Linked DNA regions of Homo sapiens: region 2 is linked to region 1. Evidence: read pairs that join two places in POLR2A ChIA-PET (ENCODE). Cell type or tissue: OCI-LY7. All regions are shown on one strand.

Region 1 (8,000 bases):
AGTTACTTTGCTTTTCTCCCCGTTCTGGGTTCTGCAAGCTCACATTTTAGCTCCCCCTGCTTTCTTGCCATCTCTTCTCTGAGTTATTTCTGCTTTCTGGTCTTCCTTCATAGAGAAATTGCTTCACTACATTTTAAAAATTGATTGTAAAATATTTAGCCAGAAATTTCGTATGCTCCAATGGCAACATTTTTCTGTGACTTTTCTGTTTCTCTGCCATTGTCCTCTTTTTTCCCTCAATTCTTTTTTAATTGATCTGTCAGTGGTGTGCATATGATCGCTTTTTTGCCGCTCATATTTGAATGCATTGGGTTTCCTGGACCAGCTATTTGCACAAGACTAGGGGGAGGTTGAGGGTTGGCATAGCAGGCAGGGGCTGGGATAGACATTCAACCTAGCTTGTTTTCATGCTCTTAAGGCTTTATTTTTCTAGAATGCCAAGAAACCAACTTTCTTTAAACATGACTCATCTCTTCGATTTTCTTGTATAGGTCTTCCTCCCACCCCAAATCTACACTTGTTAGAAACAGAATAATTACCTTTGCTTACTCCATTATCAACACTTGGAGATAGAGACTTTACACTTCAGATTGTAACCCATAGCTCTTAAAAAAAAAAAAAAAAAAAAAAAAACAACGAAACAAACAAACAAAAAAACCATGTTTTTGCTGGAGTTTTCTGAGATGTGCCACTCTGTGTGTTTCTTCTCTTCACTTCCTCTCATTTGGCTTCTACTTGATTTCAGCTGCTGTTGGCAGCCTTTAAATATATTTTGGAGCTTGCAGATGATATCTGTCTCCTAACTTTACAGAAAATAGAATGTATGGGGTAGTCTGGATCCCTGATGCTGTGGAGTGCCAATTCAGCCCTGGACTTTTATGTGAGAAAGAAATTTCCAGGAGTTTCCATGTTGATACTAGAAGTCTAGTTATTTACATTTGAAGAGAAGGAAAAATATTGGAACAAGACTGATTGCTGAGTACTAATTGATATGCCAAAGGCATGTGACTTGTAATTTTTTCCCATTCTTTTTTAGTACAAGTTGAGTATCCCTTATCCAAAAAATGCTTGGGGCCAGAAGTGTTTCAGAGTTTGGATCTTCTCAGATGTTGGAATATTTGCATATATGTAATGAGATATCTTGGGGATGGGACCCAAGTCTAAACACAAAATTTCTTTCATATATACCTTATACGTGTATCCTGAAGGTAATTTTATACAATATTTTTAAAAATTTGTGCATAAAATAAAGTTTATGTATATTGAATAATCAGAAAGCTTCAGATTTTGGAGCAGTTTGGATTTTGGATCTTTAGATTAGAGATGCTCAACCTACAGAAAACTCTGGAATCAGGGATTTGGAATTCATTCTTAATTTTTGAGGTCACAGTCCCTTACTTTCTGATATGGCCGTAGCTTCACCCTTGCCAGCGTCAAAAGTGGGATGAGTAACCCTTTCGCACTGGAGATTTTCAGAACCTACTAGGTTACAGAGAGATGCTAAAAACCTAGGAAGCTGAGAGAAATTTCTGTTGTGCTGGATGTGGGGGGTAGATGTCACTTGAGGAGGGGGTAAACATTGAATCTTTTTGATAATTTGGTAGTGTTCAAGGGGAATGCTGAATGGGCATGCTAACTGGAAAGACTGCAGTGGGAGTAGGGTAGTGTTGGGGTCCTGTGGACCCAGGGACAGATCAGGCAGGCAGACACCCCATTAAAAAAAATCACTGAAAAAAATAAATATTTTTCTAAAAAAAATAGAGTATTAGAAATACTCTTAATGCAGGTATACACACACAACCCCATACTGACCTGCTAAAAGGTGAACTTATTCAGTTCCTTCTGAAGGAGACAGTACTTTTGATTAGAAATTTGAAAACATTCTTCATTGGCACTGATCTTACAATGTCTTGAATACATATTGTACAGATATTTATAGACTATTTTTTTGGAGCTATGCCAAAGGGCATGGCTGCCAAGGGCATGTGTCCCTTATTAAGAAATAAGGGGCTTGGTGATTGGAGTAAGGTTCCTGTGGCAGAGATTGCTAATTATCTCTCAATATCCAATTCCCCCTGCCCCCGTCCTTCTGCCTCATGCCATTGTTGTAATAACAAAAACCTGGTTTTTTAGCTCAGCAATTTTCCACTCAGCTAGAAGTCTATACTTCTAAATTGGCCAATGATTTGTAAGTAGATGTGTTTAGTGGTATTTCCAGAAGTTTCTTTAAAAGTTGAATTGAGGGTATTCTTTTTTCTTCCTGCTACTTCATTGTGACTGTGATGGCTAGTATTCTTGCAGCCATTTTGGGCCATGGTGCGGACTTGGCAATGGAGACTGTATGGAGTGGAGCAACAACATAGAAGAAATAGCCTGGGGCTTGAATCTGTGTCACTTCAGCCCTGGACTTGTAGCTGAGAGAGAAATACCTTGTTTAGGCCACTTATTTTTTAGATCTCATTATTGACAGCCAAAGCAAAACCTAGCTATTACAGTACTGGGAAATATACCTGAGGAAAAGGACACATTATTTAGTAATGATGGCTTACTGTGCAGTGATCCTCAATAAGTATCTAGGGCAAGGGCTGACCAGATTGTGAATATTTTTGACGTTGTGGGTCATAAGATTTCTCTCGTAACTACTCAAGTCTGCAAGTGCAAAAGCAGTCACAGATAAAATATAAACAAAGGAGCCTGGTTGTGTTCCAATGAAGCTTTGACTACAATATCAGACAGTGGAATGTGAATTTGGCCCATGGGCTGTAGGTTGCTAACCCTTGATTTGGGGGAGGGGGATACATGAAGTTTTTTTTGAAGACTCTGACTCCCAAATTCCAAAACCCTCTACTGGGAGATCATCCTTCCTTGAGCACCCTGTGCCCATCCTCCCCATCTCCCCACCAAGTCCCTGACTACTTAGGTGATAGGAAGTGAATGGTCTCCTGACCTTGAACCTTGACCTCAAGATTTATTTTATTCCATAAACATATAAATGAAATATAGCCTGATAGTGCAAAAGAGCGCCGACCCTTTCTTTGCCTAACATCAAAGCATGCTTAAGTGTGAGACGTGATAGGACTGAGTGAAAGACAAAGTCGTTAGACACGTTGCATGTTATTTTCTGAACAAAAACAGATCCCAAGATGTTTCAGGGAGACATAAACTGCCGAAGAAGAGCCTAATTTCATAATATTAGACAAATGGAGAAATTTTTTCTTGATTACAAATAACAGCTTGTGCCCTGAAGGAGGATAGATGTTCAGGTTAGAAGAAAATGGCGTTTTGTTCCAGCCAGTCATTTAGAACCTTCTCCCAGAGGGTCTTTGCCACTTAATCTATGGGCCACTTAACGTGCAGAAGAGTTCTTGTAGTTCTAAACTTAATGTAACAAAAAATAGAATGGTGATTACCTGTAGGGAAGGGGACCAGGTTGCCATGTCCTTTGACATCTTTGGAATATGGTACTATATGATGCATTGACTAAATGGGAGACTTGAGAAGGCAATCATGTATGTCAGTATATGAACTTGATATCCCCTCCATCACATTTGTAATATGAATACATTGATCATCTTCAGTCTCCAAGTTCATGCACCTTAAGGAATTATGGTGTTGTTTTTTGTTTTATTCTGTAACACCAGTTGCTCAGAATATTTCTTAGCAAAATGGGGTATGAGGAAGAGTGAAGAGTATCCCAGGGGAACTTAGCCATTGCCTTTAGCTGCCAACACTTCATTTGGAGATGCCAGCTGATTATTTATGAACTGTGGAGATGGACTGTAAGACAAAGTAGACCTTAATAGGTCAGATTTGGTCTGGCTTTAAGACAGACCTTTTTGAGAGTGGGAATTGGGGAGTAAAATTTTTTTTTTACTACCATCCCTTTCCTTTGATTGCAAGGAGGGGTTTGGTGGTGAAAAATGCCCCAGGTATCTGCAGCAAGGGCAGGTTTGAAAGGGTGGATTCACTGATGCCCCTAACCCGATTCTGCTCATAGACTCACTCCTTGTTCCGGGGACTGCTGGCCTGCCACTTCCTGCTCACAGTCGCAGATGGGGCTTCCTGAGTCTGTGCACTGTCAGTCAGAGCTGAGATGCTAGAGGTGAGCTCCTCCCTCAACCCCAGGTCACTAAAGGGGCCTCTCAGTTCTCTTCATCCCTACTTGAACTTCCTCATGGTTATATTCCCTTTTGTGATCTATCACTTGCCATTTTTTATAATTTGGCTTAAGTGGGTAGACTAGAACACTTGTGACCATGTCTGACAGAATTCTCAAGAGGGTCTTCACCATGAGAGGCACCTTCTCGGTGTGGCTGGCCTGGCTTCCCAGTGTGCATGAGTCATGGACGTTGACCTGGTCAAAGCTCTTCCTCCTGCAGTACTGGAGCAGTGCATTCTCCTTCCTGTCTCCCTCTCTTCATTCTTTTTTCCATATGTTCATTCATTTTCACTTTGTCAAATTACACCCAATAAAAATGCCAATGCATACAAATTTGAAAATAGAAAAGATGAGATTCACCCATCATCTCAACACCCGAACACAACAGCTCTTACACTTTTACATTTTCCCAATCATGACTGTTTTCCATATGTGCGCATCAGACGAGTTTTCGGCCCTTACATAGAGAAGTTGGTATATGCTTTGCATTGTCATCCCTTGGTCTTGGGGAGGGTTTTTTAACCTCTGCACTACTGATATTTTGGGCCTGGTAACTCTTTGTCCTGTGCATTATACGATGTTTAGCAGAATCCCCGGCCTCTACTCACTAGATAGCAGTAACAACCTTCCTACCGTGCACGCGCACAGACACACACATACACGCACACACATGACAACTAAAAATATCTCCAGTGCCCCCTTGGTAGGCAAAATTGCCCCCAGTTTGAGAACCACTGGGATTTTCTTTAATGGAGAATGTCTTATGCTTCTTATAAAAAAAGTTTCATAAAATTGTACTTCATTTTATGTTATGAGCAGTGGGGAGAAGGGATAGAACACATCACAGGAGGAGGTGTTCTAGTGGGGGCTCTTGTCCCAAGGAACAGAGAGACCCACTTGTTCAAATGTAGGACAAGCTGGACAAATTAACCAGGCTTTGGAAAGAGCAGGAACTGAGGCAGTTGAAGGGTCTGAGCTTCACTCTTTCCATGGTGTCACCACTTCCCTATTCCATTTCATTTTCTCACACTTATTCTGTCTCTCCCCACCTTCCCACCATGTCGTTTCTGCTCTTTTTTGTCTTATACAGAGTTCAGAATACCCCACCTGGGCCCCGAGTCCACATGACCTTCACTGTCCAGCAATCAGCACCAACTTCAAGTCCCTTGTGTTATTCTGATGGTCTCAACAAAGGGACCGGATTAGCCCAACTCAACTTTTCCTGCTAGATCAGAGGCAGTTGGTGGATGGGCTCCACTTGAGTCAGATGCTGCCCAGGGTCTAGTTAGCCACGTGGGTCAGGTGGACAGGCCTCCGGCCTTCTCCTATATGTCAGTAGGTTTACTGTTCTTACACATCCTTCTTTATTTTCTCTTTCACCTGAACTACGTAGCTGCTGATTTAGGCACCACCACTTCTAGCCTTCCTTAAACTTCATGCAAAGAGATGTGCCATAAATACATTTGCCAATTGATTCTTGAGTTCTTGTGCTGTGGAAAACATTGGGCTAATTGCTGTGGGGTCATAAGGGTATGGAGGCAAGATTCTGGGGTGTTTGTTTGTTTTTGTGTTTTGAGACAGGGCTTTGTTCTGTTGCCCAGGCTGGAGTGCAACTCCTAGGCTCAAGTGGTCTTCCTACCTTAGTCTCCCAAGTAGCTAGGACTACAGGCATAGGCCACCACACTTGGCTAACTTTTTTTTTTTTTTTAATAGAGATGGAGGTCTTGCTTCGTTGCCCAGGCCGATCTTGAACTCCTGGCCTCAAGGGATCCTCCCTCCTTGGCCTCCTAAAATGTTGGGATTACAGGTGTGAACCACTACACCTGGCCAAGATCCCGGTTTTTATGGAGCTAAATAACATGCGAAAAGTGAAATAGCAATAAAAAATATGATGTAACAAGGCTGGTTAAGCCTAATGAATGGCCTTCCCAGTTTCTTGCATGTAATTAACACTCAGGAAACTTTGATTGACTTGAAATGGAAGGTACCCATCATCCAGGGCTGCAGATTCAGAGGAAAGAGGCCTTCAGTCTGGGAAAGTTTACCAAGGAAACCGAATAGCAAGCTGTGTATGTCTGTCTCCCTTCTAATCCCTTATGAATGGGATGTACACAGTCCCAACTCTAGTTAATGTGTGTGAACTACCTGTCATAGAAACTCAGCTTCCAAAAACTGTTGCCAGGATAGACCCACTCATGGTGGGTACTTTAAGACAAAGGGAATTTATCTCAGGATACACCTGAATCAAAACTGGAAAGCTCTTCAGAACTGAGGGAAGGTCTAAGGGCCAGAGACCCTCAGCCTCTGGGTGCCTCTGGCTCTGTTTCTGTCCTTCCTTCTGCTGGCCAGTCTGTATCCTCTACTTCCCCACCATACACACATTAACATCTCTTCTCTTTCTACATTACCTGCAGTCTTTTCTAGCCAGTCTGCTTCATTATCCAGTGCAAATTCTGGAGGGAAATAGCCTGACTGACTGAGCTAAACACCATCATGCCTTTCAGGCAGATCCCCTTGCATCAGGCTGCCTCCTGGGGTGCTGGGCCACCTGCACATGGACCACCGTTGGGTTAAGAATCCATTGTCAATCTCACTAGGGGCCACTTATAAAACAGCCCAGCCCTACTCGCCAGAGCAGGAAGCCCTCGGCAGAGCAATTTCAACCTGGAGGGCTCATCAGATTTTTTACACCGCCTTCCTCTTTCTCCGACCTGCCACCGGTCAGCTCCATGTGTAGAACTCTGTGTAACTGCAGCTTATTGTTGGCTCATTCTTAGCTTTTATTCTCTATTTGCATTTAAACTTTTCTAGGCTATTCCACATGATGGAAACTCCTTAGAGGCCTGTGGCATAGTAAGTGCTATGGTTTGAATGTTTGTGTTCCTCCAAAATTCATGTCAAACAGGAATCTCTATTGTGTTGGTATTAAGAAACGAGGCCTTTGGGAAATGATTAAGTCATGAGGGCTCTGCCCTCATGAATGGGATTCGTGCCCTTATAGAAGAGGCTTCAGAGAGCTGCCTGCTCCTTCCATCTCTTCCACCTTGGGGAGGACACAGTGTTCGTCCCTTTTGTCCTTTGTCCCTCCGCCATGTGAGGATGAGTAAGAGGAGCCAACTATGAAGTGGAGAGAGACAGCCTTCACCAGACACCAAATCTGCTGGCACCTTGATCTTCGACTTCCCAGCCTCCAGAACCGTGAGAAATGCGTTTCTATTGTGTATTAATTACTCAATCTAAGCTACTTTGTATAGTGGCAGGAACAGATTAAGACAATAGCTCATTTTCGTCTTCCTGCAATGTTTATATCAGTGGAGGGAGACTTACTACATAATGCTTGCTGGATGGTTAACTAGTGCTTCTTCCTTCCTTAGAGGAACTGTTATTCAATGACTGGAAATAGTTTATGAGAAGTAGAGTCCACGTAGTTTAGTGGAAGAGCTCAGAATTTAGAATTGGAAGGCATGGGTGAGTCCTGACTTTCACACCTTAGATGTGTGATGTTGGGACTTTTGGAGCCTTAGTTTCCTCATCTACCACCAGGAGTAATGTCATCCATAAATGGTAGCTAGGAAAACTAGATGACACTATCTATGTGAAATGCTTTGAAAATTTAAGACAGTTTCCAAAAAACGAGTTAGCTATTAGAGTAAAAAGCCAGTGTCATAGTCAATCTAACTTGTACTTTAAAATAAAGAATAACCTCAGTACAACTGGGAGCCTTGGACTTGGCAGCCAAATGCATATAACTGGGAAGTTGGGATAATGAAGGGAAACAGAATGAGACTTTGTATAAAACTGTCATTTGGAAATGATGCATGTTATTCCTGCAATTTAAGGA
Region 2 (8,000 bases), 91 kb after region 1:
CTCCTCATTGGTGATCATTATCTTAGTCCTCTGTGTCCAGCAGTGACGTATTTGTTTTACTCCATCTGTTAGAGAAGCAGTCCCCAACGTTTTTGGCAGCAGGGACCAGTTTTGTGGAAGACCATTTTTCCATGGATGGGGTGGGTGGGGATGGTTTCAGGATGAAACTGCTCCACCTCAGATCATCAGGCATCAGATTCTCATAAGGAGCACACGAGCTAGATCCCTCGCCTGCGCAGTTGACAATAGGGTTCTCACTCCTATGAGAATCTAATACTGCCGCTGATGTGACAACAGGCAGAACTCAGGTGGTTATGCTCACTCACCCAACCCTCACTTCCTGCCACGCAGCCTGCTTCCTAGCCGGACACAAACGGGTACTGGTCCACAGCCCGGGGGTGGGGGACTCCTGTGTTAGACGACAGCTCTCTGAGGGCAGGGGCTGAGTCTTGATCACCATCATGATTCTCCCACATAGTATGCTCGTGGTCAGTAGTTCTAATCTTAAAGTTGGCCAGTGCTGTCCCCATTACTCTAGGGCCCCTTCCCATTCCATGGCAGCATTGCTGACTTCTTATGGACTGGAGGCTCACAGGGCCTGGCTGGTAGGTGCTACTTACCCTGCCTGGGAGTCCTGACAGTAGCCCAGGGAGGTTCTTTTAAACTCGTGGCTACATCGACTGTTGGGTTTCCTACAAGGAAGACCATATTTAGCTTTTGAAGGAGGCCTTCAGCTGCTACCCCAAGCAAGCCAGCTGCGAATCACTGGCCATGTTTTAACTTTCTGTGTTGTTGCTCCTTGTGTATGGACTGAGAAATGCATTCAGCAACTCCTCCTTCTGTTAATCCTATTGCTACATCTCCAGCCTTGAGATTTGCCAAATATTGCTGAATGAAACACTCAGAACAGCATTCAGACAAGGCTTTGTGAGACTTTGATGTGGTCTGAGAAATTTCGAGCTTTCCATCCGTTGATGGGGCTCCTGTTGTTTCCATGTCACAGTCAGCGGAGCTGTGATAGAGTCTGAGCAGCAGCAGCTCAGCTTTCTCCAGCGCGCCTTGATGAACCAAAATGTTTTGTTTTTGTTTTAGCAGAGGCACGATCAGCACAGAACCTGTAAGCACTTGCTTGCTCTCACTCACTTCTATTCTTCCATATGTGCTTTTCCTGCATTCTTTTATTAGAGACCTGTTGGATATCATCATCTTGTTGCCATATTTGCCGAAAGGAATGAATGTGTCTGTGCAGTTTCCTGTTGATCCCTGTCTGGAGTTAGCAGCATGGACCTACCCCAAGCCGAGCTGGCAATGAGGGTTTCACTCATAAAAACGACTCCTCGTTACCAGTTGAGGACCAACCATTATTCCAATATTACATGGATTTGAAAAACAGATTCAGCACCTGAGAATAAAGTGGTACCAGGGCCTTTCACAAGCCGCTAAGCATCTGAAAACCTTGGTGCTAGTTCAGGCTTCCCCACTTAGGAACACGTGGCCTAAGGGGAGGCGTAGACGGTTGCAACTGGATCAGAGATATTGTAGATAATTCCTTACAGCCCAGGCCCACAGACTTGCTCACAGTCACCCAGAATACTCTGGAGGAAAGCCAAAACTAGAGCTCAAGTCTGTATGGGTCTAGTTTAGGACTCCGGGCAGCATCAGGCTCCCTCTCATTTCACATTTTCCAACACTAGTATCCTTGTGAGTGGAGCATGAATAATACCTTTTCTGCCTCCCCAGGAGGGGAAGGGCAAATCTGAGCACACATGCCAGTCTACTTTGAAAATCCTGAAGCCCTACACTGCCAGTGTGGAGCAGCCACGTCCTTCCGTCCACGTGTCCATCCCCGGCGCACATCTCACAGAGCCCCATCTTGTCCCTGGGTAGCCTCGGGGCCCCAGACAGGATGAATCTCAGGCCCTGCCATCGGGGCCTCACAGTCCAAAACAGAAGGCCGGAGTTGAACAAGCAGCGGGGTGCCGCCGTGGGAGCCCGGGGAAGAAAGGCTTGGCTACTAATTCCTTATGGCTGTGGCAAATATCATGGAATCTTAGGGACTGCCTCACAGGGAAGGTGCCATTGGAATTGAACCTTGGAGAATAAGCAAGAATTCCCCCAGGTGGAACAGGTCAGAGGGGGCTACTGTGGGTAGGATGAAAACATGTGGGCCTCAAAGTCATGGTGTGGTTGTAGAACAGTGAACTGTCTGGGTGGTAGAAGGGCCGGGTAGCAGAGCTTTGTACAACATTGCCCTGGAGGTAATGATCAGTTATTGTAGAAAATAGCCCCTTAATTTTGTGAGAAATTTTCATTCCTTAGATTTGCCCGGGAGATGGGATTTCCTTATGGGTTGAACCTAAATCTTGCATTGGATGGATTTTTCTTTTTTCTTTGTTTTAGCATCATTTCACTCTCTTATCAGGATGTGAGATCCAAGGGGACCTGTCACTGGCCAGCTCACACATTACTCAGGAAGTCCTACATGATCAGTGAGCTCCAGTTTGTCCTGTGGTCCCCTAGGCTGTGGGAGTCCACAGCTATGGCCCCAGGCAGGTGTCCTGAAGGGAATCAGGTGAAAAGGGGGCTCAGTCATGGAAACTACTTCAGTTTCATCCAGCAGAGATCTGTAAGTGGCAACCAAGTGTAAAGCCTCTGGTCAAACCACTCAAAGCAGGCTTCCTGCTGAAGCTGAGCTCATGACAATCCCCCCAAATCCTTCTACACCCCCACACACCCTTCCCTCACTTTATGGTTTTTAGAGACAGGGTTTTGCTCTTTTGCCCAGGCTGGAGTACAGTGGCACTATCATAGCTCACTGTAGCTGTGACCTCCTGGGCTCAAGCCATCCTCCCACCTCAGCCTCCTGAGTAGCTGGGACTACAGGCATACACCACCACACCCAGCTAATTTTTAAATTATTTTTTGTAGAGACGGGACCTCACTATGTTGCCCAGGCTGGTCTTGAAATCCTAGCCTCAAGTGATCATCCTGCCTCAGCTTCCCAAATCAGAGACCCTTTCCCTTCTTAAAGATGAATATATTAATTAACTCTAAAGCCAGGGTTGCTGGCCCTCATCTGTCTTAATGGGACACTTCCTCCCTTGTCGTGAACAACAGTAAACAGGTCTTGAAGAAGCTCCATGTCTGAAACAAGGAGTTCCACGGTCATTTATGGTTGCTTCGCTAATTAGAAGTCTTTTTTAATGAGGAGAAACATTTTCATTTCTCGAAGGGCTTTGTTGCTTTGGGTGGGCCAGAAGGTGTGGTTGGTGGGAGGTGTGGAATGAGACTGAAGGTGGGGTTGAGGCCATAGATGCTGAGACTGGACCTTACCCTCAGGACAGTGGAGGCCTGGCAGGTGGGCCCGAGCAGAGGAGGGCAGTGCCTCTCCTTGGCACCTTTTCCATCCCAGCTGCACCTGCCCTCACAGCTGGTTGAAGGAGGACAGAGAATGTGGTCTCATTAACTCACTTGGTGATGGCTTTGTGGTTCTTACTGCAAACTACAGGTAAATCTGCCAGTTGGAGGAACTCTGATGTACACAGTGAGCTGCTTGAAGAAAATTTTCTTTGCACTCACCTTTGGAAAGTATTCTTTCCTTTAGTGTAAGGTTCCTGGATTTAAAAAAAAAATGGTTTGCACATCTTTAAAGCCTACCTCACTGTTTTAGAAGGAAAGTTTCTTAAGATCGGAAGACAATGACATTGAGACCAAGAAGAAAATTATGGTCCCCTGTTGATGTTCCAAGAGGGTGTGTGTGTGTGTGTGTGTGTGTGTGCGCATGCACGTGCATGTTGGGGGGGGTGGGGTTGTGTGTGTGTGTGTGCGCGCGCGCGTGTGTGTGTGTGAGATTCTGATGTAGTGGAGCTGAAGGAAAGATACTGAGCAGAGGCCCGGGGGCATTCCCAGCCCTATTCTCCACCTTCCACCCTTGTTAGCCAAGTGGGTTTTCAAGCTCTTGGTGAGTGCTCATATTAACCTGCACTTCTTAGCTTGCCCAGGATGAGGGGGATCTCCTGTGAAACTAATCGTTCTCCTGGGCTCTTGAGGCTACTTGTGCTGCCACGCATATCATTTCTATGGGCCATTTTCATTTAAAACCCGTGGTGGCTGCTGGCCAACGCAGACCCTTGTCTCCTGAGATGAGTGGTTGGGCCTGCCCAGCAGCCCTCCCTGCAGCCACCTTCTGATGGTCCTGGAGAGCAAGTAGGAAGGCCTTTGGCTTTCAGAGCCTCTCAGTCTAATGCATTCCCATTTTGCACCACCAGCAACCTCATATGTGATAGAGACAGATGAGCGCCGCTGTACAACGCAGCATGGTCCAAGCCACATCCCTCCCTTGGTCAGGAGATTCACTGTGGGTCACTGACTGTGATGAGACTACTTAGCATCCCAGGAAAGTCAGTCTCATTGCTAAATGGGACCCTTTGTGTAGTAAATGTTGGAGTCAATTAGAAGTTCTACTCAGGCCAAGATAGAGTCACAAGGACTGGATTTACCTTCCCATCTTAAACAACTAAAAACTAGGCAAAATAAGTGCAACAAGGGTTTTCAGACATTGGACATAGAGTAGTCCAGGACGGTGGTCGCTGAGAGGGACAGCGATGGAGGTGAGCCCTGCGGCTTCCCCCGCTCACTTCCCCGGGGGGCTTCCTAGGCCACAGCACGGGGAGGGGACCCCACACAAAGCCCAGGAGTCTCTCAATTCACAAGACAGAGATAGGAATCTGGGACGCGGAAGCATCTGTAATTCTCAAGGCAGAGTGCCAGACAGGCAAGAGCTGCCCAGAGAGAGGGCTCTGGATTTCCGGAGAGGATCCCCTGGTCCTCGGCTGGGCACTGATCGATATATGGGTGAGCATAGGGGCTCACGTGGCAACTGCGGAAAAAACTCCAGAAAGGACAGGCAGAAAAATCTCTGAGCTCATGTGCATCAGGGAATAGTTTGTGCTCCCAGCAGCCGCGGGAGGATGAACTTTGGGTATGATACTCAGAAGGGTATTACTTCAATGGTGGCGAACAAACAGCCCTGGACTGAAAGCTGCTAACAGCTTAAAAAGCAAGTCTACAAGTCTTCTTGGAGAAGTGATTGATTCTAGGACTGGGCCAGGAAATATATAAGCCAATAGTTAATGCAGTAATAATATAATACAAATATCTCATAATGCCAGAAAATAAGAAAGTGCTCCAAAAAGGCCACAATATTGGGGAATGGGGGAATGTCAAAGGGGAACAGGAGCCAACTGAAAGAGTTCCAACAGCCAGACTGGAACACGTAAGAAGCAAAATAAACAATAGAGTGCTGGATTATAACACAAAGTATAAAATAAAAATCCATCCGATTATACCAATATAAATGAATGCGGGATGGATGAATGAATGAATGAATGAATGAATGAAGAGAGAAATCTCCCATGCACAGGAATTCCAAGTAATTCATACTCTTCCCCCAACAAGGTGGAACATAACTCCCCACGCTTTAGTGTGGGCTGTACATAAAGGCTTCCTTCCAGAGAGAACGGGTTGGAAAGGGAGGAAAGAAAGTAACTTCACAGTGGAGGAAGCTGACGACCACTGCTTCCACCACGTGACCAAGGCCAACGTCAAGAGTGAAGCCAGGCTGACAGTATGTCCCCTAGCTCTGGTGTGATGAGAATGGTACTCAACCTCTGCGATCTTCCACAAAAAAGAATCCCATAACCCCGGTCTAATCACAAGGGGAAAAAATAAGACACATGTCAATAGAGGGCCATTATGCAACATTCCTGACCAATGCTCCTCAAAATAGTCAATGCCACCCAAACCAAGGGAAGTCTGAGAAGGTGTCACAGCCAAGAGAGCCTGAGGAGGCATGACAACTAAATGCAGTGTGGGATCCTGGACAGGAAGAGGACAGCAGGGGAAAAGTGAGGGAATCTGAATAAAGCGTGGATGCTGGTGAAAATAATGTAGTGACGTTGGTTCACTCCTTCTGACTAACATACTCGTGTACCAGGCTAATGTGTGATGTTAATATCAGGGGAACCTCAGTGGGGGAAATATGGGGACTCTGCAGTATCTTTCCAATTTTTCTGTAAATCTAAAGCTTCTAAAATAAAAAGTTTATTAAAAAGTAATTATATAAACTTAATTACATAATTAAAACAAAGGCAATAAATATTTTTTAAAGCGTTCACTTTACCAGATTATTTTAAATATTAAAAAAATACCAAGATGAAACAAAATACACAGCACAGCTGAAGTAGCTACCTCCCCCTTATTCTTTACCTCCTTCTCCTTTCCATCCTCACTATGACAGCCCTTCCTAATATCACAAGTGATGTTAGTGGCTCCATAGAGTAACATAATGAATTTAGATTGAAAAACCTGAGTTACTTCATTACAAAAATAAATCAGGCCACTCAGTGCCTTCAGCTTGAGCTATCCCTTGAGATAAGCAGTCAGCCTGTCCAGGACCCTTCTGGTTTCCAGGCCTCCCAGTCTCTTGCGAGTGGCAAGTGTCCATGAGGGAGTGGGTAGGTCTGGGTACCTGGCATGGACCTCCATGGCTTCTGCACCCACCTTTTAGAACCACCGTTTCCCCTACTGTTCACCTGCTGTTCACTTTCCATCTCCTCAGCAACTCGGAAATGTAGACAGTTCCTGTTTCTCATGTGAGACACACAGGGCTAGGAGAAGCGAATTCACTCCCCTACTTACAAAGCTGGAAAGCGGCAGAGCCAAGCTTCCAGCTAAGGCACGTCTGATCATAAAGCCTGCAGCCTTTCTGCTGCAGCACCTGCCTGTCTTCCAGCTCCCTCCCCACCTGTCCCAGTCCTTGCCGTCCTTGCTTTGTAATCCTGAACAGCTTGGCCTAGGGAGCTCCTGCACTCACACTGCCAAATCACTGCTCTGTAGCTGCTGTGGTCACACAGACACAGTCAGGCATGCACAGAGGAACCTGTTACGAATGCTTAGTCCTGGAGCTCACACAGTAGACACACCTAGCTGTATCTAAAATGGAGTGTACAAAAAGCGTACCTGTAGAACTTTCACTGTCACCGTTGTGATCCTTCCATCTGATAAGCTTTCTGGAAGTAAGAGAAAGAGCCATGTTACAATGTACAGTGTGTGCCCTACCTTATCCTGACCTTTGCCTCCAGTGTGCAGTCACAAACCTTTAATGGTCCTGGCAATTTGGCATTATGGTGGAGCTGCTGATTTGTGATTTTGTCTTTAAACTTTTACTCTCTTTAACTTGACCTGGAAATGGATACATTTGACAGGGAAGAAGGCAAGTTATACACAGTGTATGTCAGGTTACACTATGTACCTAGAGGTGGTAGCGTTTTGGTTGTAAAACATCAGTGTCAATGTTGTATCTGGGCAAAGTAATACAGTACCCAGTTCTATTTCAATTTCCAAACCAGGGGAATACAAAGAGCTTATGCAAGTCAATTGTAAAATCACTACTTATTTTGGCAAATGCTTAAAAATGTGTGAATTCTGGATATTATCACAGAAAAATGAAGTTTATTTCTGGCTCATTCTTTTGTAGGACAGACCTGCTCACCTTACAAAAGGAATAGAGGTCTGGAGACGTTGACGCTTAGGAAAATAAATTTAATTAACACCACCTTTATTTTTCACTATAAATGACAACCTCTTACTCTTGTAGCATAGCAAATGCAGGCACCCACAGAAATTCAGGACTCCGGATTGCTTTGCTAATCCTGGTGTGTCCATGGGCAGGTCTTGCATGTGAGTGAGCATTGCTCAAGGTGCAAAGAGCACCGCTAAGCAGCACCGCAGAGCTTTCAAAGGGGCTTTTGCATATTTGCACAGGCCATTGTTGCAGACAGGAGGGTGGCGCTTTGAGCAGGAGCCCCAGGATGATTCGGCCCAGGTGTAACACGGCCCCTCCCCAGCCAAGTGGCAGCCCCAGAGAACAGTGGAAAAGCATATTGCCGTCTTGCTCTACTGTGTTCTCCAAAGACATGAAATTTAGTCCATATGTTTAA

What was found. Peaks named below come from ENCODE experiments on the same cell type or tissue, not always from the same donor. Only the 100,000 strongest peaks of a DNase experiment are listed, where the experiment ranks them.
Region 2: POLR2A ChIA-PET joins it to region 1 with 6 read pairs; 3 of 35 experiments call an interaction of 5 or more read pairs at or near these places.

Annotation. Positions count from the first base shown.
Region 1 is chr6:5,615,403-5,623,402 of GRCh38, forward strand. All of the region lies in intron 6 of FARS2 (phenylalanyl-tRNA synthetase 2, mitochondrial), which reads left to right. Among named protein-coding and RNA genes, the nearest start is that of FARS2-AS1, 160 kb to the left of the region's middle. In OCI-LY7, no CTCF peak of the experiment used is centred here; a DNase peak (open chromatin) is centred at 4,049; H3K4me3 peaks cover 607 bases.
Region 2 is chr6:5,705,921-5,713,920 of GRCh38, forward strand. The region is part of intron 6 of FARS2 (phenylalanyl-tRNA synthetase 2, mitochondrial); the gene reads left to right. Among named protein-coding and RNA genes, the nearest start is that of FARS2-AS1, 250 kb to the left of the region's middle. In OCI-LY7, no CTCF peak of the experiment used is centred here; no DNase peak of the experiment used is centred here.